Linked DNA regions of Homo sapiens: region 1 is linked to region 2. A link is an interaction called in ENCODE POLR2A ChIA-PET data of the cell type or tissue named here. Cell type or tissue: PC-3. All regions are shown on one strand. Each heading gives the region's core, and the rest is flanking DNA. Links, peaks and the distances in the headings are about the cores only.

Region 1 (11,853 bases), core at 2,525-10,524, 130 kb before region 2:
TGATCTGTTGAACACTAGATCTTATTTCTTCTATCAAACTGTATATTAATATTTGTGCCCATTAATCAACCTCTCTTTATCTCCCCGTCCCTGCTACCTTGCCTGGCCTCTGGTATCCACCAGTCTACTCTCTTGTCTTCATGAGACCTACTTTTTTAGCTCTCACATATGAATGAGAACATGTGATATTTGTCTTTCTGTGCCTGGCTTATTTCACTTAACATAATGACCTCTGGTTCTATCCATGTTGCTCCAAATGACAGGATTTCAACTTGTACTTAAATTTGTATCGTTTGCTGAGACTTACAAGGCAATCTCTGTTTCCTTAATCATAAAGGAAGACACTAATTCTTTGTGTAACTGAAGAAATCAACCAAAATGTTATTTACTAATGGCACAATGAGAGAATTGATTACTTTAAATGGAGGCTGACACTTGCAAACCCCTGTATGTGTTCATCTGCCTTTTACATTTGTCAACTAGGTTGGTATCCTCTCTGTTCTCTTACTAAAAGTTTTGGAAATGGCTGGCCTTACTGATCAGACACTTCTATAGATGTGGTATGGTCAGAGGTTATATTATTTCTGGTTTGGAGTGAGAAAGAGAGTTTGTAAATGCACTATAGGTAAATATGGCAAGTCTGCAATTACAGCACTATTAAATATTTAGATCTTATGTACAAATGATACAGAATAATTACGAGCTTTATTTTATATTTTGTCTCTACTCTCTGTTGTTCAGTGTTAGACCCTGAAGTACTTCTGATCTAATTAGAATCCATTTTGTCAGGTTTTGTGAATTTCAAAAATTTATGTATGTATGTATGTATGTATATATGTATTGGGATGGAGTCTCACTCTGTTGCATAGGCTGGAGTGCAGTGGCGCGATCTTGGCTCACTGTAACCTCTGACTCCCAGGTTCAAGCAATTCTCCTGCTTCAGCCTCCTGAGTAGTTGGGATTACAGGTGTGTGCCGCCATGCCCGGATAATTTTTATATTTTTAGTAGAGACGAGGTTTCACTGGCCTGGCTGGTCTGGAACTCCTGACCTCAGGTGATCTGCCCGCTTTGGCCTCCCAAACAAAAATTTAATATTAGTTTATATATATAAATACTATCTTGACCACTATTTAAAAAAGATAATTAACAGCATCTCATATTAATATGGATAAATGTCTAGGATATATTGTTAAATAGAGAAAAGTAAAATACAGTGTGTGTGTGTGTGTGTGTGTGTGTGTGTGTGTAGTATATGTATGTGTGTGTGTGTCTGTGTGTATGCCTATGTTATGGAAGTTTATACTAGACTGTTTAGACTGCTTAAAATATTTTTTTCTGTGGGCAAGAGGGTTTTGGGAGATTTTCATTTTCTATTAATACTTTATTCAATTATGTAATATCTGAATTGTTATAATCAACATACATTCTTTTATAATCAGAAAAAAACAAATATTTTCTTTTTTCAAGTAGTGTAAACAAATATATTCCTTTTTCAATTTTATCTTATTTTTATTTTTATTATTTAGAGCCAGGGATTTGTTCTGTCATCCAGGCTGGAGTACAGTGGCACAATCATACCTCACTGCAGCCTTGAACTCCTGGGCTAAAGCAATTCTCCCACCTCAGTCTCCCAAGCAGCTGGAACTACAGACACACCACCACGCCCAGCTAATTTTTGTATTTTTTTGTAGAAACGGGGCCTCACAATGTTGCCTAGGCTGGTCTTGAGCCCTGGGGCTCAAGCGATCCTCCCTCCTTGGCCTTCCAAAATGGTGGGATAACAGGCATGAGACACCACACCTGGCCAAAGGTATTTCAAAGAGACATTTTTGAGTAAAAAAAAAACGTTTTCTGGCTGGGCGCGGTGGCTCACGCCTGTAATCCCAGCACTTTGGGAGGCCGAGGCGGGTGGATCATGAGGTCAGGAGATGGAGACCATCCTGGCTAACAAGGTAAATCCCCATCTCTACTAAAAATACAAAAAAAATTAGCCGGGCCTGGTGGGAGGCGCCTGTAGTCCCAGCTACTCGGGAGGCTGAGGCAGGAGAATGGCGTGAACCCGGGAGGCGGAGCTTGCAGCGAGCCAAGATCTTGCCACTGCACTCCAGCCTGGGCGACAGAGCAAGACTCCGTCTCAAAAAAAAAAAGTTTTCTGATTTTGTGTATACACACAATACAAACAATATTTAAATATATTTTATAATATATTTAAAGCATTGTTTGATGCTTTTAGAATTGAGATGCCTCACTCCTGATCCATTTTTTGGTGTTGGGATTAGCCTCTTGGATTAGGCATGAACTAAGAAGAACGTTTTTTGAGAGAAGGGAGAGAAAAGGAGAAAGCTACCTGAATGAACTGATTTGGAGGGTACTAAGAAAGGCTACAAATAAAAGAAAATCCATAAAGAATTTCTACAACTCAACGACAAACAACCAAAGAACCCTATTAAACTCCCTGTTGAAAAATGGGCAAAGAGGCCAGGCATGGTGGCTCACACCTGTAATCCCAGCACTTTGGGAGGCCGAGGCGGGCGGATCACCTGAGGTCAGGAGTTTGAGACCAGCCTAGCTAACATGGTGAAACCCCGTTTCTACTAAAAATACAAAAAATTAGCTGGGCCTGGTGGCGCACGCCTGTAATCCCAGCTACTCAGGAGGCTGAGGCAGGAGAATCACTTGAACCCTAGGGGCAGAGGTTGCAGTGAGCTGAGATCGTGCTATTGCACTCCAGCTCGGGTAAAAAGAGCGAAACTCCATCTCAAAAAAAAAAAAAAAAAAAATGGGCAAAGGATTTGAATAGACATTTCTCCAAGAATATATACAAATGGCTAATAAGCACATGAAAAGATGCTGAACATCATTAATCATTAGGGAAATGCAAATCTAGCCTACAATGAAATATCATTTCATGCCTATTATCACACAAAACAAAAACAAAAAAATACAAATGTTGAAGAGGATGTGGAGAAATTGGAACTCTTGTGCACGGGTGGTGATAATGTAAAATGCAGCCACTATGGAAAACAGTATGTCAGTTCCTCAAATTTTTATTTATTTTATTTTTTATTTTTAAGAGGCAGTATTCCTCTGTCACCTACGCTGAAGTGCAGAGGGGTGATTGTAGCTCACTGTAACCCTCAAAATCCTCTGATCACCCAAGCGATCCCCCTGCCTTGTTCTCCCAAAGCACTGGGGTTACAGGTGTGACCTACTGTGCCCGGCCCCCTAAAAAAATTAAACTGATAATTACCATATGATCCAGCAATCTCACTTCTGGGAATATACCCAAAAGAATTCAAAGCAAGGTCTCAAAGAGATACTTGTACATCTGTGTTCACAGTAGCATTATTCACAATGGCCAAAGGATGGAAGCAACCCAGTGTCCATTGGTGGATGAATGGATAAACAAAATGTCGTGTATTTATACAATGGAACATTATTCAGCCTCAAAAAGGAAGGAAATTCTGAAAGATGCCTCAACATGAATAACCTTGATGACATTATGCCATGTGAAATAAGCCAGTCACAAAAGACACATACTGTGTGATTCTACTTACATGAAGTACCTAAAGTAGTACAATCGGTAGAGACAAAGTAGCATAGTTGCTCCTAGTGGCTGAGGGAGGGGGAAAATGGGGCGTTCATTTAATGGATATGGAGTTTCGGTTTTGGAAGATGAAAAAGTTCTGTGGACAGACGGTGGTGATGGTTACACAACAAAGCAAATGTATTTAATACCACCACTGAAGTGTATACTTAAAAATGATAAAGGTTGTAAATATGTGTATTTTACCACAATTAAAAATAATAATAAAAAAAGAAAATCCATTAATGCTTCAGAATCTTCTAACCTTTTCTTGGCCATCCTCTTTGCAAGTTGTTATTTTAAAAGCTTAAATATCTTTAATGTCTTATGGTAAACAAGTATCAGTCCTTCCTTCACTGAGAATGAGATAGGTAGCTAGAACTGGGGATGGAGGAGAAGCTGCTTCAGGAGTAAAAGGGCAAAGAAAAAAGGAGATACTTTGGGCCACTAAAAGCAATTTCAGTCACATCACAATTTTGCCTTGCCTTGGCTCTGCCCCACAAAGCCTAGAATCTAGTAGTAGCTCTAGTTTTTAAAAATCTTAAATGATATCTTACATTTGATATGCTTTATGGAATTCCTGACTACATTCCTGAGCCAGCAAGACATTTGTAGAAATTCATCAAGTCTTTACCACTGCTATTCCATTAGGGGTTAATATGGGTGAGTATTCACATAATAATCTTGGTATGGGGTTGGTACTTCTAAACATCAAATGAAGGCAAACCATAAAGGAAAAAATTGACAAGAATATACAGTTTCAAGCTCTCTACAACAACAACATGTTCAAAAGGACATTAATAGGCCATCTGACAGAACAGGAAAATATTTTTAATTCTTTGGTTCAGGGCTCAATATCAATATATAAAAAGTAATAATATCTGTGAGAAAGACTAACACCTTAATAGAAGAATAGAAAACACTAAGGCAATTCACAAAAGAAACTTAGCCTGTAAACATTGAGGAAGTGTTCAACTCAGTAATGTAAGAAATGCACATTAAAATGAAGAGGTTTTTTTTTAACCAAACAAATTAATAAATATTTTTTAAAATCACACTTATTTCTTAGGGAAATGAACACTATCACAAACTGCTAGTGGGAGTAAAATTCGTTCAGTCTTTCTATAGGGCAGTTTAACACAATATATGTATCAGAAGCCTTAGAATTTTTTACACCCTTTGAGCTAACAGTCATAATTTTAAGATTTATTTTCAGGAAATAAGCATGAATGAATATTGGAAGGATGATTATGTCAGTGCTGTGGAATAGTGTATCCAAGTGGAGATAACGTAGATGTCCAGCAATAGGGAATTGTTTACATAGATTATATCTGTACAAACTAGTGTTTTATAATTTTATTAGTCTTCTTAAATAATTAATTTTTGGTTTTGTTGATTTTTCTTTATTGTACAATTATTTTCTAGTTTGCTGATTATGAGTTTTTGTTGTTTTCTTTTTTCTACTTTCTTTGAGTTTAATTTGCTATTCTTTTTGTAGCTTCTTGGAATGAATGCTCAGACATTGCTTTTCAGCCTTTCTTTGCTTCTAATATATGATTTAAGGATGTAAATTTCCCTCGAAGCAACACTTTGGCTATATTCCTCAGGTTTTGATATGTTGAATTTTTATTATTTTTCATTTATTTATTAATTTCCCTTGATAGTTTTTCTGTGAATCATTTCATAAAGAAATTGCTTTATTTCCAAAAATTTGGCAGTTTTTAAGTTATCCTTCTGCCCTCAATTTCTTCTTCTGCTTCTTTTTTTTTTTTTTTTTTTTTGAGACAGAGTCTCACTCTGTTGCCCAGGCTGGAGTGCAGTGGCGTGATCTTGGCTCACTGCAACCTCCACCTCCCGGGTTCAAGCGATTCTCTTGCCTCAGCCTCCCGAGTAGCTGGGACTACAGGTGCACACTGCCACGCCCGGCTAATTTTTTGTATTTCAGTAGAGACAGTGTTTCATCATGTTGCCCAGGCTGGTCACGAACTCCTGAGCTCAGGCAATCCGCCCGCCTCAGCCTTCCAAAGCACTAGGATTACAGATGTGAGCCACCGCACCCAGCCAATTTCTTCTTTTAAATATTTAAATTTTATTTATTTATTTATTTATTTATCTATTTATTTATTTAAGCTATTTCAGGACATCTGCTCTCAACTTCTAGCATAATTTCACTGTGAACAATGAATATCTGCGTATATTTTTTGAAATTTGTTGAGACTTGCCATCCTGACTCCTCATTCCATCTGCTGCCAGCTGCTTTTAACATTTTTTTCTCGGGCTGGGTGCAGTGGCCCACACCTGTAATCCCAACACTTTGGGAGGCTGATGTGGGTGGATCCCTTGATCTCAGGAGTTTGAGACCAGCCTAGGCCACATGGCAAAACCTCATCTCTACTAAAAATACAAAAATTAGCCGGGCATGGTGGTGCATGCCTGTAGTCCCAGCTACTCAGAAGGCTGAGGTGGGAGAATCGCTTGAGCCTGAGAGGTGGAAGTTGCAGTGAGTCGTGATTGTGTCACTGCAGTGCAGCCTGGGTGACAGAGCAAGATGACTCTGTCTGAAAAAAAAAGCTGTTTCAACTAAGATCACACCCTCTTGCAGGGCAGCCTATATCGGTGACTGACTGGTTGTTGCACAGGTTTAGTAAAGGCCCATCCCCATTGTGCCAACTCAGGACTACCCTGAAGGAAGGGCATTCCAGTTTCACAGCACCTCATGGGGTTGACTGAGGGAGGCATTGCATTCTTCTCAAAGTGTATATTGAATAGAACTTAAACTTTTCTCAGTGTTGAGTCATCAATAGTCCAATAGTACAATGAAGCCCTCATAGTCTACTAAGGTGTTATGGGATATTTGCCCATATACCTCAAGTCAAAATATTTGGAGGGCCTGCGTCCTTCATGATAATGTCATAAACCCTTACTTTTTGTTATATTTTCAAAGCTCCTCTAGATCCCTGTATTTTCACAGCTTTTCTTCCTTAATGAATACTCTTCGGAGGGTCTTCCTAGATTTTAAGAACCTTCTTTAATCCCCAGCCATTTTATAACTCGACTTCCTCTTTCACCTCAGCCACAAGGGACTGGACCAGGAGTGGCAACCTAGTCATTCCGTGTCCATTTCCTGGGACGTTTCCAGGGGAGGAAGCTTACTTTCTGTAGTTACACCTGTAAACTTGAAGCTCAGGAGCTATGCAGTGGGCATCTTTTACCAGTCATGTGGCCTAGAAAGCACAGGGGGCAGATATACACAAATGAGCAGAGATGAGAAACCAAGAGGGATGATGAGCCATCTAAGCCCTGCTTCCAGTCCTGTCTGAAGCACTGTTCCTGTTCTTGGACTTCATGAAGGGACCTATATCCTTATAATCTTCTTTGCCTGCCTTAGCTTAACTCAGGCCAGTTTATGCTACTTAGGACAACATTAATTTTCTTTTTTTTTTTCATTTCTCTTTTTTTTAAAAATTATACTTTAAGTTCTAGGGTACATGTGCACAATGTGCAGGTTTGTTACACATGTGCCATGTTGGTTTGCTGCACCCATTAACTCATCATTTACATTAGGTTTTTCTCCTAATGCTATCCCTCCCCCTGCCTCCCACCCCACGCCAGGCCCTGGGGTGTGATGTTCCCCACCCTGAGGACAACATGAATTTTCTAACTTAAACTCAGATGAACTTGGAAACTGTATAACAGATAAAATTATAAAATAAGACTAGAGGTAGAGTTTTTGAATGAAAACAAGGGATTCTCTCTCAAGAAAAGCTTTAATGCATGCAAGGACTTTATGCCTTCTCTTTTGACCACTCAGAGTCCATTTTTGCTTCTTAAACTTCTATTTATCTATCTATTTACTTATTTTAATTGACAAGTAAATACTGTATATATTTGTGGCTTACAATATGATGTTTTGGTATATGTATACACTATGGAATACCTAAATCAAGCTGTTTAACATATGCATTACCTCACTTTCTTTTGTGATGAGAACACAAAATCTACTGTCAACAATATTCAGATATACAATATATTGTTATTAACCATTGATTATCATGAAGTACAATAGATCTCTGGAACTTACTCTTCCTGTCTAACTGAAATTTTGTGTTTTTTGACCAGTAGTTCCTCAATGTTCCTGGCCCTCAGCCTCTGGTAATCTCCATTTCACTCTCTGCTTCTATGACTTTGACTTTTTTTTACAATCCACATATAAGTGAAATCATGCAGTATTTATATCTCTGTGACTAGCTTATTTCACTTAACATAATGTCCTCCAGGTTCATTCATTGTCCCAAATGACAAGACTTCCTTCTAAGGCTGATTAGTAGTATTCTATTGTGTATATGTATAGTACATTTTCATTATCCATTCATTTGTTACTGGACACTTAGGTTTGCTTTGGATAGTTGAATTTTGGCCATTTTAAAGTCAATTTAATTTTTTTAGTATTTTAGGCTTAAATATATTTTGATATATGTCAAAAAATATGGATATATATATATCATATATCTCAAGAATGAATGCTAGCTAACATTGAAACTTGTAGATAGTAGAAGGAAAATTAATTTGCCAATAGGACATTGTTGAGAATTATGTTATTGCCAACCTTTAACATTTATTGTAAAGTCTATGCAATAGCTGTTCTTGCTTATGTATTGAAGTGCTCAGGTAGATAAATTCAGCGGAATCCTTAACACTTGCCCGTAGCTTGGCACCTAGCACCTAGGATAATAGATAACAAGAAAGGCCAGGCACAGTGGCTCATGCCTGTATTCCCAGCACTTTGGGAGGCCAAAGTGGGTGGATCACCTGAGGTCAGGAGTTCGAGACTAGGCTGGCCAACTTGGCAAAAACCTATCTCTACTAAAAATACAAAAATTATCCGGACGTGGTGGTGTGTGCCTGAAGTCCCAGCTACTCGGGAGGCTGAGTCAGGAGAATCTCTTAAAGCCAGGAGGGGGAGAATGCAGTGAGCCGAGATGGTGCCACTGCACTCCTGACCGGGCGATAGAGCAAAACTCCATTAAAAACAAAAAACAAAAAACAAGAAATAACATTAGATCTTTTATTTAATCATAATGTTATTTTGAAGGACCTCTGTGACTAAATACTATAGTATATTTGTAACCCAATACTAAATGATTTCCATTGGCAAGAAAGATCTGTGGGTGTTAGCACAGAACCAAGAAGACCCTTGGTCCCTTGTACATCTGTGGGCTTTGTTCTGGTCCCCAGCCAGAAATTTCATCTTATATTTTTGTTCATATTGGATAGCAGATTATGGGTGGATTAGTGAAAAGCCATCCTTAGTAATAGGGAATGTTTTGATGATGAGTCATTAATGCTTTTTGTTTGGAGATCAAAGATGACACCATTCAGTGATAAACATGTATTTCCTTCATATGATATAGGGAACATGTTTGACTCTGTATTGCTGATTTGCTCTGGTCCTCCCTGCCTCATTCTTTTCTGTCTATTACAGGTCGACATCTCAGATTGTGGGGTGTTGGAGCGAGGGGCCAGGCAGTGAAGCTTGCTGTGCTCGTAGTTTGCTCTTGGGCTTTTAGTTGTTTTTTTCTACTCTTGTATGATACAAGCTAAAATATGGTTTCGTAATATTTTTGTTTCAGATAATTTATTATTGAATACAGATTATAGTTTCAGATAAAGAATATACTTTTCCTATATTTCCCTCACTTCCTTCAATTCTTGTCTATGGAGGCTGTGTAACAGTAACTCAGAATGCACGGTATTTCTAGTGTGTGGACCTTGTTGTCAAGGTTTTAGACACACTGAGCCTAATGTCTTCTAGAGTATAATATTATTGTATAAGCAAGTATCAGTGCTAAAGAATACATTTTTTTTCTTTTTTTTTTGAGACTGAGTCTCGCTCTATCGCCCAGACTGGAGTGCAATGGCATGATCTTGGCTCACTGCAACCTCTGCCTCCCGGCTTCAAGCGATTCTCTTGCCTCAGCCTCCCGAGTAGCTGGGATTAGAGGGGCCCGCCACCGTGCCCAGCTGATTTTTGTATTTTTAGTAGAACGGAGTTTCACGGTGTTGGCCAGGCTAGTCTCAAACTCCTGACCTCAAGTGATCTGCCTGCCTCGACCTCTCAAAGTGCTGAGATTACAGGTGTGAGCCACCATGCCCAGCTCCAGTAATAAATTTTTGAAATGGAAGAAACATTCTCCATTCTTTGTTAATGTGCTATGGGAAAGAGTGGCTACATATTTATTTTATAGCTCTGGAATTAATGATTCAAAGTATTATACATCTCATTTGCAATGCTCCATAGATTATTTAAGATCATTTGCTAGCCACTTAATCTGTGGCTATAATTAAATTACTCTCAAACTTCCGGCTCTGAGATTTAGTTTTTCTTGGACAAAAGGCTACCTTTTCTATCTCTATCTTCCAAAACATGTTCACTAACTCTTGAGAGTCCCAATCAAAAGCCTTTTTCACATATGGCCTGCACCTCAGGCCTTTCTTCCCTCAGGCCTTGGTGATAGACTAAGGGTTCTATAAATTCTGATTCTCATCCCCACCAGCCTATAGGCTCTGTTGACTCATAGCCTAAGCACTATCTCTGAGTTTTCTCCTATGTTTAAAAACTACCAAAACTTTTTATTATGGGAAAATCTCACATATATACTAAAGTAGAAAGAACAGTACAATAAATTCCCATGTGCCCGGGCCCCAACTTCAACAGTATCAACTCCTGGCCAATCTTATGTCAGCTATATCCTCACTCATTTTGCCTTTCCATGTTATTTTGAAGCAAGTCCCAGACATACTGTTAATTCATCCCAGATATTCCACTGTGTATCTGTGCAGAAAAGAGCATAGCAGGCCTGATTGCTGTCCTTTGGAAGGCCTGTTTACAAGGTTGGCCCTTGGCGAGCATCTGGGAACTTGGATTTTGGGAGGGTTCTCAACCACCCTAACTAGTAGTAGTGTACTGTACCTAAGCTTTGTGTGCAAACTACATGGTTTGTGGTGAATACTTGCTTTCCTTCTGGGAGTCTGGAATCTTAGTAAGTGCTATACAGAGTTTGCCTATGTAACCTGTCCTCAGTAAAAACTGAGCAATGTGTCCCTAATGAGCCTCTCTGGTAGACAGCATTATTGTAACTAGCCGCTGGGGGAATTAAGCCCATCCTGTGTGACTTCACTGGGAGAGGGCTCTTCGAAACCTGTATTTGGTTTCCTCTAAACATTATGTCATGCACCTTTTACTTTTGCTGATTTTGCTCCGTGTCTTTTTGCTGTAATAAATCTTGGCCACGAGTACAGTTATATGCTGAGTCTTGTGAACCCTCCTACCAAATCACCAAACCTGGGTGTGGTCTGGGGATCCCTGACAGATTATCTCTAACATAAGCACTTAAAAAAATCTATATATCTATGTATGACCACAAAACCATTGTGACACCTAAAAATGTTTATAATTCCTTAATATTATCAAATATCAAGCCAGTGTTTGCATTTCCTATTGTCTCATAAATGTCATATTCTTTTTGTCTACTTTGTTCTAATCAAGGTTCAGGTATTGCAACTGGTTGACACTTATTGTAAGTCTCAAGCTATAGGTTCGTACTCTATCTCTTTTTCTTTTCTTTTTTCCTTGAAATTTATTTTGTTGAAAAAACTGGATCATTTTTCCTGCATAGTTTCCCGCAGTCCAGTTTTTGCTAATTATGTTGCCATGGTGTAGTTCAATGTGTTGCTTTGTAAATTAGTAGTTGGATCTAGATGCTTCGTGTATGAGTTTTTGAAAGCCCAATGCCTTCATATATCCTGAGGATATGCCTTAATTTCCGTTTGATTAATGTTTGCCAAGAACATTGATGTACTTGGATAAAAGGGGATTAAACAGTAAATATCTTTGTTTTTGTTAGCATGAGACAGATCTTCTGACACTTGGAGCCTGACTCATGTTACTTTAGAGAATCCAATAAAAAATACATGGCTTAGTGTTCATTACTTGCTTTTCAGGAGGTAACCCTGGCGGGGATCTCTGAGCAAAAGCTGGCTTTAATTATCTAGAGTTGGTACAGTGTCATTGTGACTAGATATTATGATGTAGGTGGAAATGTGGGGTTTTCTTATTTTTTAAAGACTCTATAAAAACAAAATATTAATAGAAAACATCAGAACCCTACTAAAAATTGTAGACCCCCACATGCATTAATTTTCTATGCAATGAAATCCTTCAGTACCTTAGTAATGAAGTTCTAATTAATGAGTTACTTAAGTCCCT
Region 2 (11,853 bases), core at 1,015-9,014:
AACAGCCAAAATTAATTCTCTCAGAGTTCTGGAGACCAGAAGTCCAAAATCATTATCAATGGGACAAAATCAAGTTGTCAGCAGGCTGCTCTCCTTCCAGAAGCTCCAGGGGAGAATCCATTCCTTGCCTCTTGCAGCTTCTGGTGGCTGCCAGCATTCCTGTGCTTGTAGCCACATCAGTCCAGTCTCAGCCTCTGTTTTCACAGCATTTTCTCTTCTGTGTATCTGACTTGACTTCTCCTATCTGCCTCTTATAAGAATAATTATGATAGCATTTGGTTCCACCCATGTGATCCAGGATAATCCTCCCATCTGAAGACCCTTAACCTAATCACATCTGCAAAGGCCCTTTTTCTGAATAAATAGCATTTGCAGGTTCCAGGGATTAGCACCTAATTTCCTTGGGGCCCCCTATTCAGATGACTACAGAGAACTTTGAATAGATAGAATATATGACAAACAGGTTAAAGGTTATTCCAAGAATGAGACAACCTTGGAAGAATTTACCATGGTGAAGAGGAGGCAAATTATAACATTAATGTGGTTAAAATTGTATTGACAGATACAATGCTCCAAAAGTTTTTGACAAATAATCTTACATCTAGCAATAATTAATGGGGTCACCAGAGTAGTCTTAATTATCACCTGTGACCATTGATGAACGATTTTTATCTCTTTCATTTTGGCAAGGTTTGGAGTCTATCCTACAGGCTATATTTCAAATCAGTGAGAAATACAAGCCTGGATATTAGAGCTCTATGGACATCACCATTAGAAGGAGCATTAATGGGGTGATTTGGGTCTCTAAGCACAGACAGTATATGGGTGTGACCTAGGCCCTATTTATTTATTTATTTATTTATTTATTTATTTTTATTTGAAGTGATTTTAGACAACAAAAAATTCGAAACTGGTGAGGCTTGAATGAGTGTATTTAATAGCTGTGTTTTGAAGATAGCTACTCCAGATCTTTCTGCTCACCCCTCCTTTATGTAGTCTCATGCTCTTTCTATATAAGCGTGAGATTTTAGGGAGGAAAGAGGTTTGAAGTTGCTTTTCAGATACACCAAACTAGTTACCTTCCTGTGTTCCTCACTACTTTCCTTAGGAACATCTGAGCTGGGTTTTGAGGTCACTGGTTTAGCAGTGGCAGCCTCCGGCCAGCTCAGGCTCCCACTGTGACTGGACAGGGTGGAAGGTGGTAGCGTAGAGGCTTGCTCACATGTAAGCCAACAGCCATCACATTAGTGCTCCTTCTAGCTGTATTTCAGGTCCAAGGTTCCCCTTCATGAGATTTGGAGTGGGGGGGTCTTAAAGAGAGTACAGGTGTTGATTAATTTCTCTCACTCATGATGAAAGTGAGATTGAAAATGGAAGCTCTGATTAAATGCTGTTTCCATTTGACTAAAATTACAAAAATGGACCCATGTCCAAAGTTACATGGGAGAAGCAAATGGAACAGGAAAATTGGCATTAATAGTTTTATTTATCCAGTCACTGTGCCTGGCTACCTCTTCTTAAAATTCAAGAATTTCTTCTCCATCTTTCCTAGAAAATGTTTACACGGTGTCTTTTTGGTGCTCTTTAGCGACAACAAATTCATCTAATAAGGCAAACTTTTGTTTGTTTATAAGTTTAGGGAAATATCATTTTTTTTTAGGAAATGTAACATAAAATCAAAAGTAAGATTAGTTTGTTTCACATCTTTTTACTTTTACCTTTCATTTTAAAGCCCCATCCCTCCTACCTTTGAATCCCAAAAGTGGATCCTTGCTACATTTGAAATAGCAATGGAAAATCCTCACTAGAATGGTATTCCTCAAATGTGGTAAACAAGAGTGTCATCTTTTAGTTTCTAAAAAAAAAAAAAATCAATAAATCAGTACAAACTTTTTAGTACCCCAAGTGTTGGCCTCTACAGACAGTTTGCTGCCCATACCCCGTGTCCTCATGCACGGGCCTAATAATGCATAGTGAGGTGGTATCAGCAGTCAGGGTGGTGGGGATATCTCTTATTTTAGTAGCACATAGTTTACAGGATGCCTGGTTCTGTTAATTTTATAGAGGATCATCTGTTGCCAACAGAAATCATATACTAATAAGAAACCTAATGTATTTTTTCTTTCTTTTTATAGTTGTTTTTCTTTTGGTAATCTGGTGCTTTTTATTTAGACAGCTTCCAACTCTATATTCTGCTTAGAATTATACACATAATATGTGCATATGACACATTTTTATGTATGTTTCTGAAATCACCTTCTAAAGTCTACTTTTCAAATCACTTTTAAAAATAATTTTGTAGCCTCCATATATCTGTGATAAGTATAATCTACATAGTACATTGTCAATTCAACTTTTATGTCTTTTCCTCTAGGTAATGTGTGGATTTTCAGCCCGACATAGATTGATAATCATGAGTGTAGTCCAGGGTCTTGACATTGCTTGCCCTTATCCTTTTCTGCAGATACTCCGTGAGCACAAAGCAGTCATCATTCAGAAGCGAGTCCGGGGCTGGCTGGCCCGCACACACTACAAGAGGAGCATGCATGCCATCATCTACCTTCAGTGCTGCTTCAGGCGGATGATGGCCAAGCGTGAGCTAAAGAAGCTCAAAATCGAGGCTCGCTCAGTGGAGCGCTATAAGAAGCTGCACATCGGCATGGAGAACAAGATCATGCAGCTGCAGCGCAAAGTTGATGAGCAGGTGTGTTTCACAAAGGGGCCCTGAGAGTGGAGTATGCCTGAAGAAATCCACCAGGATTATTTTCAATATTGTTTTTCTTTGACTTTACCCTTCGGTCTTAGTAAAAAGTAAAATTATGACCGTATTTATTTCCATAATGGGCATGGAAGTACTTATGAACTCATAAGGTGGATCACAATTGCAAAAACTAAGGCAGGAAGTTATTATTATTATTATTATTATTATTATTATTATTATTATTATTACTATTATTTGAGACAGGGTCTCACTCTGTCGCCCAGGCTAGAGTTCAGTGGCATGGTCACAGCTCACTGCAGCCTCAACCTGCTGGGCTCAAGTGATCTTCCCACCACAGCCTTCTGAGTATATGGGACTACAGGCACGTACTACCACACCCAGCTAATTTTTTTATTTTGTAGAAACAGGGTCTCATGTTGCCAGGCTGTTGCCTCAAGCAATCCTCCTGCCTCAGCCTCCCAAAGTACTGGGATTACAAGCATGAGCTACCATGCCTGGCAGGAAATTATTTTTGAGAACAGAGATCTACTAATGCTTCAAACCTTTATGACCAAGAGTCATATTGTATGTTACTTATTTTTCAAACACCAGCTTGAACCAGGCATACTGTATTTTGTACTTGGCAATGCTCTATCAAAATTATCATTTATTTTCATGTGGTATCATGTTCATTTTACAGATGAGTTGGTTTAGCATTGAAATAGCAAAAGCATCAGGAAAATGTTGATGCTTCTGATGAACTTGCAATCTGTTGCAGAGATAAAAGTTTGTTTGATTAAAGATAGTTACTAATATTTTAGCACATGTAAATGATATAAAGGTAATTAAGAATATAAAAATGCTAAGGAGAGCAAAGCAAAACAGGGATCAGAATGAAATGGGATGGAAGATTTTCTGAGTGGGAGGGAGAAATTTTGAGGTAGTAAACATAAAGATTTGTGAGAAACGTGTGTGTGTGTAGGGAGAGGGTTTTTTTTTTTTGTTTTTTGTTTTAGGACAGATTCTCACCCTGTCACCCAGGCTAAAGTACAGCAGTGCAATCACGGCTCACTACAGCCTCAAACTCCTGGGCTCAAGTGATCCTCCTGCCTCAGCCTCCCAAGTAGCTAGGACTACAGGTACACACCACCATGTCTAGCTAATTTTTAAATTTTTTTGTAAAGACGGGGTCTCATTATGTGCCCAGGCTAGTCTTGAACTCCTGGCCTCTTGTGATCCTCCTGCCTTGGCCTCCCAAAGTGTTGAGACTATAGGTGTGAGCCACTACACCTGGCCAACTTGGGATTTTGAGGCTGTTTTAATCATTCGTACGCATCACTAAGCTAGTAAATGGTTTTTAGCAACATTTTGATCTGTTTTCAAAAACAAGTATAGATCCTCCTATTTCTGAATTAAGAATCAGGAAATTAAGAATTTACTATGTAACTCACCCTGTGACTATGAGAAAATCACATCCATCTTGCTTACCACATCAAACAGAATTGAATTAATTGTGCCTGTTTTCTTCTCTGTTTGTGTCACCTAGAAGGTATTGGTTGTGCTATTGCAAATGTTGTAGTATTTTGGTTGGATACTATATCAATGTTATGATGATATAGCATGAATATGATGAATAAACATGGTTTTCTTACTAAATACATTTGATGATATGTGTATTTACTTATTGTTACTTATGTGTATGTTTAAAGAACAAAGACTACAAATGCCTTGTGGAGAAACTAACCAATCTGGAAGGAATATACAACTCTGAGACTGAGAAACTACGAAGTGACTTAGAACGTCTTCAACTAAGTGAAGAGGAAGCGAAAGTTGCCACTGGGCGGGTCCTTAGTCTGCAGGAAGAAATTGCCAAGCTCCGGAAAGACCTGGAGCAAACTCGTTCAGAGAAAAAATGCATTGAGGAACATGCAGATCGATACAAACAAGAAACAGAGCAGGTAGGAATAATGTCCATATCCCCATCTACTCCGTACACAAAAGAGAGGTGCTGTCATCATGACTTGGTCCGTGTGACTCACTGTTGGTTTTATTAGAAATGCAGTACAAATTTTAGTTGAATTACTGTTCATTATTACTGTTTCCCAAGCATTTATTTCTCATTATCAATGAGTAGGCTGTAGGTCTTTTAGTAGAACTTTCTACTCTAATAAGAACAGAGGCAAAGCTGTATTTTTAGGAGAGAATGGCCAAGTACCTACTAACACTTGTATATTAAAAAAAAAAAAAAAAAAAAAAAGTCAGTCTGGGGCATAGACTCCTTTTAAAAAAAAAGTCAGTCTGGGGCGTAGACTCCTTTTTCTTCAGTAGGGTTAATGTGATTAACCCATTTATGCCTAAGGTTGCAATTTTTTGAATTGCAAAATCAGTCTTTGGCAATGACCTTGAGCAGTAGAATATAAATAACTCCCACATGCTTAGTGTTCTAATAATGGAACATTAGACATAATATTTAGTACCTGATGGTAGGGATCCTTGTTGAAGCCTGCATTAAGGCTGTATTAAGAAGTCCAAGCAGGAGAAGTCTAAATGTCTGCACAGTGATTGCAACCAACAGCTTTACGCAGATGGAACCCTCCCCACAAAATGCTTTCAGATTGACCAGTACTTGCACGCTTCAAATTTGTATTAACATATCAAAACTTTATTAAGTATAGAAGACATTAAGATTGTCAAGTAGTAATGAGATGTACTGCTGAAACATTTGTAAAAGTACCTCAACATTAGGCTTCCTGGAAAAAAGTAATCGATTTTCAGAGATTCCGCTGGTATTACCATCTTTAAATGAAAACAGAGTTGCCTGTGTCAGCTGTAACTGCTGGCAAGAATCCTGATATGGTTTGTCTGTACTGACTTCTAAATGTTAATATCAGCACATGCAGTGAGAACTACAGCAGGAACTTAGATGCAGGTCGGTTAGGATAGGGTGGCTGGTAAAATTGCAGTCCTTCCATGGCATTACAGGTTCCAGTAAAGTAATTCCTCCTATATCTCTAGATCTGTACTCTATATATAGAAACAGCAGTGCCAAAAGGTGAGATTCTTTTCTGTTTTATATAATGTTGTTTTGATACAGCAAGCTTGTTCTCTCAGAATTAAGACGTGCACTCAAAAAGATACTCTTGAATGTTTAAGATCTCTTTTCTTCCCTTTAAGTCTCCCCAAACCACGGAAGCTTTCCAGCTTCGGATTCCTCAGAATCTGTACAGTAGTTAAGTGTGGTGGGAAGATTCTCCTTTCCTTTTCAAAGCCAAGTTCTTGCCTTTCTAGTCTGATAGAATAAACACACAAGCAGATTCAGATTTTTTCTTTCATTTCATTTCATTTTCTCCCACTTCTCACAGAGATAGCTGTAGGCACTAACTTTAGTTCAGACGGTGTTTCCTATGTTGTGTAGGCTGGTCTTGAACTCCTGGCCTCAAGCTGTTTTCCCACATTGGTCTCACAAAGCGCTGGGTTTACAGGTGTGAGCCACTGCGCCTGGCCCCATTAGTTCTTTTGATGGAATGTAGTGATAGGGGAAGAATGAAAACATTTCACTGTGACAGTCAGCTTCATGGTCAGGAAAATGACATTCTCAGTCTGATCAAGGAGCCCAGAAGTTACAGTAGAGTTATGTATGGTTCCTAACCAAGAGCATTTATCAAAACTGCTGGGGAGTTTTTATATAAAAAGGGAGCTATCCAGACTCTGGGAGTGTGGGCTAGGCACATTATTTTGAAAAAGTACCATAGGTGATTGGTTGTGCACCCCTACCAAACAAGAGCCTCTCCTGAAAGCCCACAGAGAGCTGGGGCTTTTTTTACTGAGAGTGGATGTTAAGGCAAGGTCAGTCCAGAGGGAAAAGACTGAGCCCTCGGAAGGGATACCTACTGGACTGATGTCTGCTGTGTGTGGCACAGTGTAGTTATCCAACTTTCCTGCTCCCTGGAGCCCTCTTTTCCTGTCCTAAACCCCCTGACATGACAAGAGATTTGCCTGCCAGTTCTCTCCCTATTATTAAAGCTCTTGTTTTCAGAGTTCCTTAAACTTTAGCTTAGAAAAAGGAATTCAGATTTTACTCATCATAAGCACACACTTTATTCCAAAGATGAGCTGAGTAAATTATGTACTTTGCAAAATTACCTTTGGTTTTAACTTTTCCTTCCTGGGAATCCTTATCCAGCAAAGAACTAGAAAGTTAAGAGTCAACTTGTGTGTGTGTGTGTGTGTGTGTGTGTGTGTGTGTGTGTGTGTGTTTTAAAATATACATGACATAAAATTTACCATTTTCACCATTTTTAAGTGGACAGTTCTGTGGCATTAAGTACATTGACATTGTTGTAATGTCAATGCTTATTTAAACATGGAATAAAAGGACTAGTTCTCAGCCTTGTAAAACTCTTAAAGGGAGATGAAAGAGAAATTCTCTTTCTTGACATCAGATGGGAGAATCAAAAGCTCTTCAGTGAATTTCCCAAACTAAACATCCTCATATCCTTCTTAACCTCCTTAATCTCCCCACTTGAATCATGGGTACACATAAGCTTTGTGTGAAAGCATTCAGAGGAGAAGGTAATATCAATTACCTTTGAGAGCAAATGCTGACTTAGTGCCAGGCAATTTTTTAATGTTTAATGTAAAGTAAAACTTTAATGTTTTAATGTTTAATGTAAAGTAAAAAACCATCACCATCCTTATCCTTCAAGAAATTCTAGTCTATTCTGGAAAAGAGGAAAGTAAATCATTTATAACGGATATAAAGAGCATATACAGGGTCTTGTAGTAGCACAGGGAAAAGACAGCTAATTGAAGGGGGTTTCAGGAAGGCTCTTGGGAGGGAGTAATGCTTGAGCAAGTTTGTAAGGTGACTAGACATAACCAGGCAAAGACAGGGAGCACAGAGGTGGTGGAAGTAAGGAATGACTGCTTATGGTCTTTATCCTTGGTCATCAGGCTTCCTCTGTCCATTGCAACCATCTCAGTTTATTGTTTCATTTCGTAGCTGGTATCAAATCTGAAGGAAGAAAATACTTTGCTGAAGCAAGAAAAAGAAGCCCTCAATCACCGCATCGTGCAGCAGGCTAAGGAGATGACAGGTAAAGCTTATATGCGTACTACACGCCAACCAACCTCACACCAAAGTTATGTAAGTTACAATGTCATTTGATGAGTTACACAACATTATTTAGAATTTAAATATTTTTAAAAGTTGAGGCTGTCATCAGCAAATTTATAAAGTTCCAAGAGGCAACAGATCAGATATTTTGGTTGAATTCGTTGCTTGATAAACTTGTAAATCTGGTATCTCTAGGTACAAATGTGAACTCCGGTTCAGTCAGTGTCATATGTAATTTTTTTTTAAAATTAATTTGTTCTGCATGTGTGATTTACTAGTTAAGGCTTATAGGATTCCTAATGATTTAGTAAGAATTTTTGAGCTGATATGTGTATATTTCTGTGTGTGTGTGTATTGTCTTTTTTTTTTTTTTTTTTTTTTGCTAAATCAATGGATGTTATTCTAAGATTCACCACTCTTTGCTAGTCTAAAAAAACACTAATTTTTAAAATAGAGAACTAACTAGATATGGACATTTATTCTATTTTCTGTTTGTGGGGTAGGTTAGAATGGTGATAAGTTTATAAGGAATCCACATATATATAAATATGGGGTAAGAAGATACAGATCTATACAGTAATTAGTGGTGGAAATGGAAGAGAAAAGATGGTTTGGAATGGGGATATATTATATGAAAATAATACATTTTCATATACATTCTGTTGATTACACTGGTATTCAAAAAAGGCAAAAATGTTCTAAGATTTTACAATGAGATAACAAAACAATAAAGATATGTTATTAGTAATACGGATATTGAGAAAAAAGTATACATTTATGAGGCAAATTAATGAGGCCAGTTGTTGGAGTGTTAAGTTTGATATGTCAGCTAGGACCTCAACATGGAGGTATTCAGAAAGCAAATCCAGATTAAAGAGTAGAGAAAAAATAAGAAGGGAGCCTAAAGATACCCATTAAAACTGTGGTGGTAAGAGAGACTGCCTCACCTCTCCTAGCTGAAGGGGCTAATACTGAGGAAAGAGAAGAAAACCTGGAATTAATGACCATACTAAGGGATGAGGTAAAGAAAAGGAGCCAGAAAATAAAATTAAGAGGTGAAGGAGAAAACAGAGCCCTGGAAAGAAGGCTGCTGGGAGGCAGCATGTAACAGAAGGATCCAGAATGATGAGAATCTTCTAGGAAAATATAAAATGTTATTTGAAAGTGAACTGTAAGAACAAAGAAATGACAGTGAGTTTGCCAAGGGAAAATTTTTTGGTAGGCTCAGAGCAGCTTCTGCAAACTGGTGAGAATAAAAGGCAACTTGTAGAATGTTTTAGAGAGAAGAAATTCTTTCATTCATTCATTTACAAATTATTAAAGCCCTACTCTAGGGAAGCACTGTGGTGGGCACCAGGAAAGCAGCTGTGACAAGACACTTGTAGCCCTTGCCTCATCGTGCTCACAGAGAAAGCAGTGGTGAAGCAATAGAAGCAGGCAGGGCAGATTAAGATTTAGCCTCAAAATATATGGGTAACATGGAGCAAAGTGGTAGAAGCTTAATATTATAAATGTGACTGGTTGGCTGATTGAGTTAAGACATACAGCTGAGATTTGAGGTTTTGTTACTTTACTTCATCTGCAGTCAAGGGCTAATCTCCAATCTCCAGATCATGTCCTAGCCAAAAGCAAACCACAGCCACAAAGAGGGCTGAGGGTGTAGGTAAATGGAGAAGGCAAGGTTTCCTCAGCAGCGCGTGGGGATGACCAACAAGCACACAACACAGCTGGCCAGGCCCGAGCATTTTATCTGGTTAGAAGCTGGGAAGTAATAGGACAGCAGGGGAGGTTAAAGTCGTAGAAAACGTAAGACAGAACTGTGAGATGGTAAATTAAGAGAGACTCTGTAGAGTAGGACAACCGGGTCCACTGAAAAGTTGCCATTCTCTTGAGAAATATCTCTCTTGAGAAATATCTGTGAGGAGGTCATTTTGAGAGAGTACACTACTTTGGGCAAAATAATTTTATGAATAGAATACCATTGGAATAAAAATATGTACACTTTAGTTACTAGACAGTGACTGACTAGTGGAAGTTTTTCAAGGATGTGCTGTAACCAGTGTATCAATTAGTGGTACTAAGGCCAGAGTACATGGAATAACTCAGTAGATGATTGTTATTATTAATAAATTATTTCATTTTTTGGTCATTTTTTCTTTTCCTAAATTTTACTAAGACACTCTTCATGGATCACAGTGATACTAAAAGTAAAATTGCCTACAGAGAAACTGGAAATCAGTATACATGTTTACACAATTGCATTCTCAAGGGGCCATCTTTAGTATGCATATCCTTTTTTTAATTTCAGAAACTATGGAGAAGAAGTTAGTAGAAGAAACGAAACAACTGGAACTCGACCTTAATGATGAAAGGCTGAGATATCAGAACCTTCTGAATGAGTTCAGTCGCCTGGAAGAAAGATATGATGACCTCAAGGAAGAGATGACCCTTATGGTGGTGAGTCAAACACTTTTGTTTTTTTTTTAATGAAAAATTTTAAACATATACAAAAGTAAATAGAATAGTAGAATGAACCTCCATATCTTCTGTGTACCTACCACCCAGTTCCAGAATGTTCAACACATATTCACCTCCCATTCCATCTCCCCAACCCACTCCATCCAATGGATTGGATTATTTTAAAGCAAATCTTAGAAATCATATAATTTTATTCACAAGTACTTCGGTAAAGTCAAACAGTTTAAAGACTGGGCTATGTGATAGTATAAAGTCAGTAAAGTTGGATTTTTGTTTTTGTTTTTGTTTTTTTTTTTGAGATGGAGTCTCCCTGTGTCACCAGGCTGGAGTGTAGTGGCACAATCTCGGCTCACTGCAACCTCCGCCTCCCAGGTTCAAGTGATTCTCCTGCCTCAGCCTCCCGAGTAGCTGGGACTACAGGTGCCCACCACCATGCCCAGCTAATTTTTTGTATTTTTAGTAGAAATGGGGTTTCACCATGTTGGCCAGGATGGTCTCGATCTCTTGACCTCATGATCTACCCACCTTGGCCTCCCAAAGTGCTGGGATTACAGGCATGAGCCATTGCGCCCGGCCAGTTGGACTTTGTTTTATATATTGAATGGCCTAATGTAAAATTTACATGTAGACTGGTTTTGATTATAATTTTGAAGATATATTCCTATGAAAAGAAAATTCAGACTCCATTTGTAATGAATTATCTATTTCAAGGACTCTTCTGCATTTGCCAATGTACCTTTCATACTTGTAATAATTCTGCACATCCTCCCCATTCCATGTATCCTGCTATCAGGAAACAAAGAGTTCCCAAGCATCCCTACAAGTACCAGCCTTAAAGGTAACCTAATTATACAAATGACCAGAAATGCCCTGAAATATCTCATAAAAAGCCAGATAATTCAGTATCTGTGGAGCAGAGTATTTTCTTCAAATTTTGCTTCTATCTGGACCTACTGACAAAGTTCATTACAATATGACACTTAAAAGTCAAAATAAAAGAGATTGTGTAATACAAAAGATAGGCTCTCATCACCTTGCAGATGAGAAAATCCTGTCTAAAAGAGACCAAAAAGCTAATATAAATCCCACATTGGACCATTATTTCAACCCTCACTACTCTGATTTATGTGTGACAAAGAGAAATTAGAAGTAGATGCAAGTCACCATTATAACTGTTCTTATAATTGACAAATCTAAAGACCCTTGTTAAGCTTCATCTTCCTAGATCACCGTGCTACCGTTGGTCCCATTGAAACCTTTCTTCCTTCACATTCTGTAATTCTTAGCTTTCTCTTGAATCCTTTTCTTCTTTTTCAGTGTTCATGTTCCCCAGTTCCATTCTTTGGTGTGTTTTTGTTCACTCTATTTATTAGATGACAATGCCAACATTTATGGTTAATCTCTGTTTCAGTTATGGTTAGAGCTAAGCTTTATAACCCAGTAGGTGTTTCTGAGACCCCCTAGTTATTTGGGATGTTAATAAGTGGGATTGGAAAAGAAATTCTTAGGTAAAATAAATGTGGTAATCTACTAGGTTAAACAGAGATAAACAAATGTC

Evidence for each region. Peaks named below come from ENCODE experiments on the same cell type or tissue, not always from the same donor. Only the 100,000 strongest peaks of a DNase experiment are listed, where the experiment ranks them.
Region 1: POLR2A ChIA-PET joins it to region 2 with 14 read pairs; 3 of 35 experiments call an interaction of 5 or more read pairs at or near these places.

Annotation. Positions count from the first base shown.
Region 1 is chr15:52,491,272-52,503,124 of GRCh38, reverse strand. The region is part of intron 1 of MYO5A (myosin VA); the gene reads left to right. Among named protein-coding and RNA genes, the nearest start is that of MYO5A, 32 kb to the left of the region's middle. In PC-3, for the core only: no CTCF peak of the experiment used is centred there; a DNase peak (open chromatin) is centred at 6,194; H3K27ac peaks cover 1,183 bases.
Region 2 is chr15:52,362,975-52,374,827 of GRCh38, reverse strand. MYO5A (myosin VA) reads left to right here. Exons shown (of 42, transcript NM_001382347.1): 21 at 2,465-2,704; 22 at 4,411-4,659; 23 at 7,704-7,797; 24 at 10,126-10,274. Among named protein-coding and RNA genes, the nearest start is that of MYO5C, 73 kb to the right of the region's middle. In PC-3, for the core only: no CTCF peak of the experiment used is centred there; a DNase peak (open chromatin) is centred at 4,657; H3K4me3 peaks cover 880 bases; H3K27ac peaks cover 1,981 bases.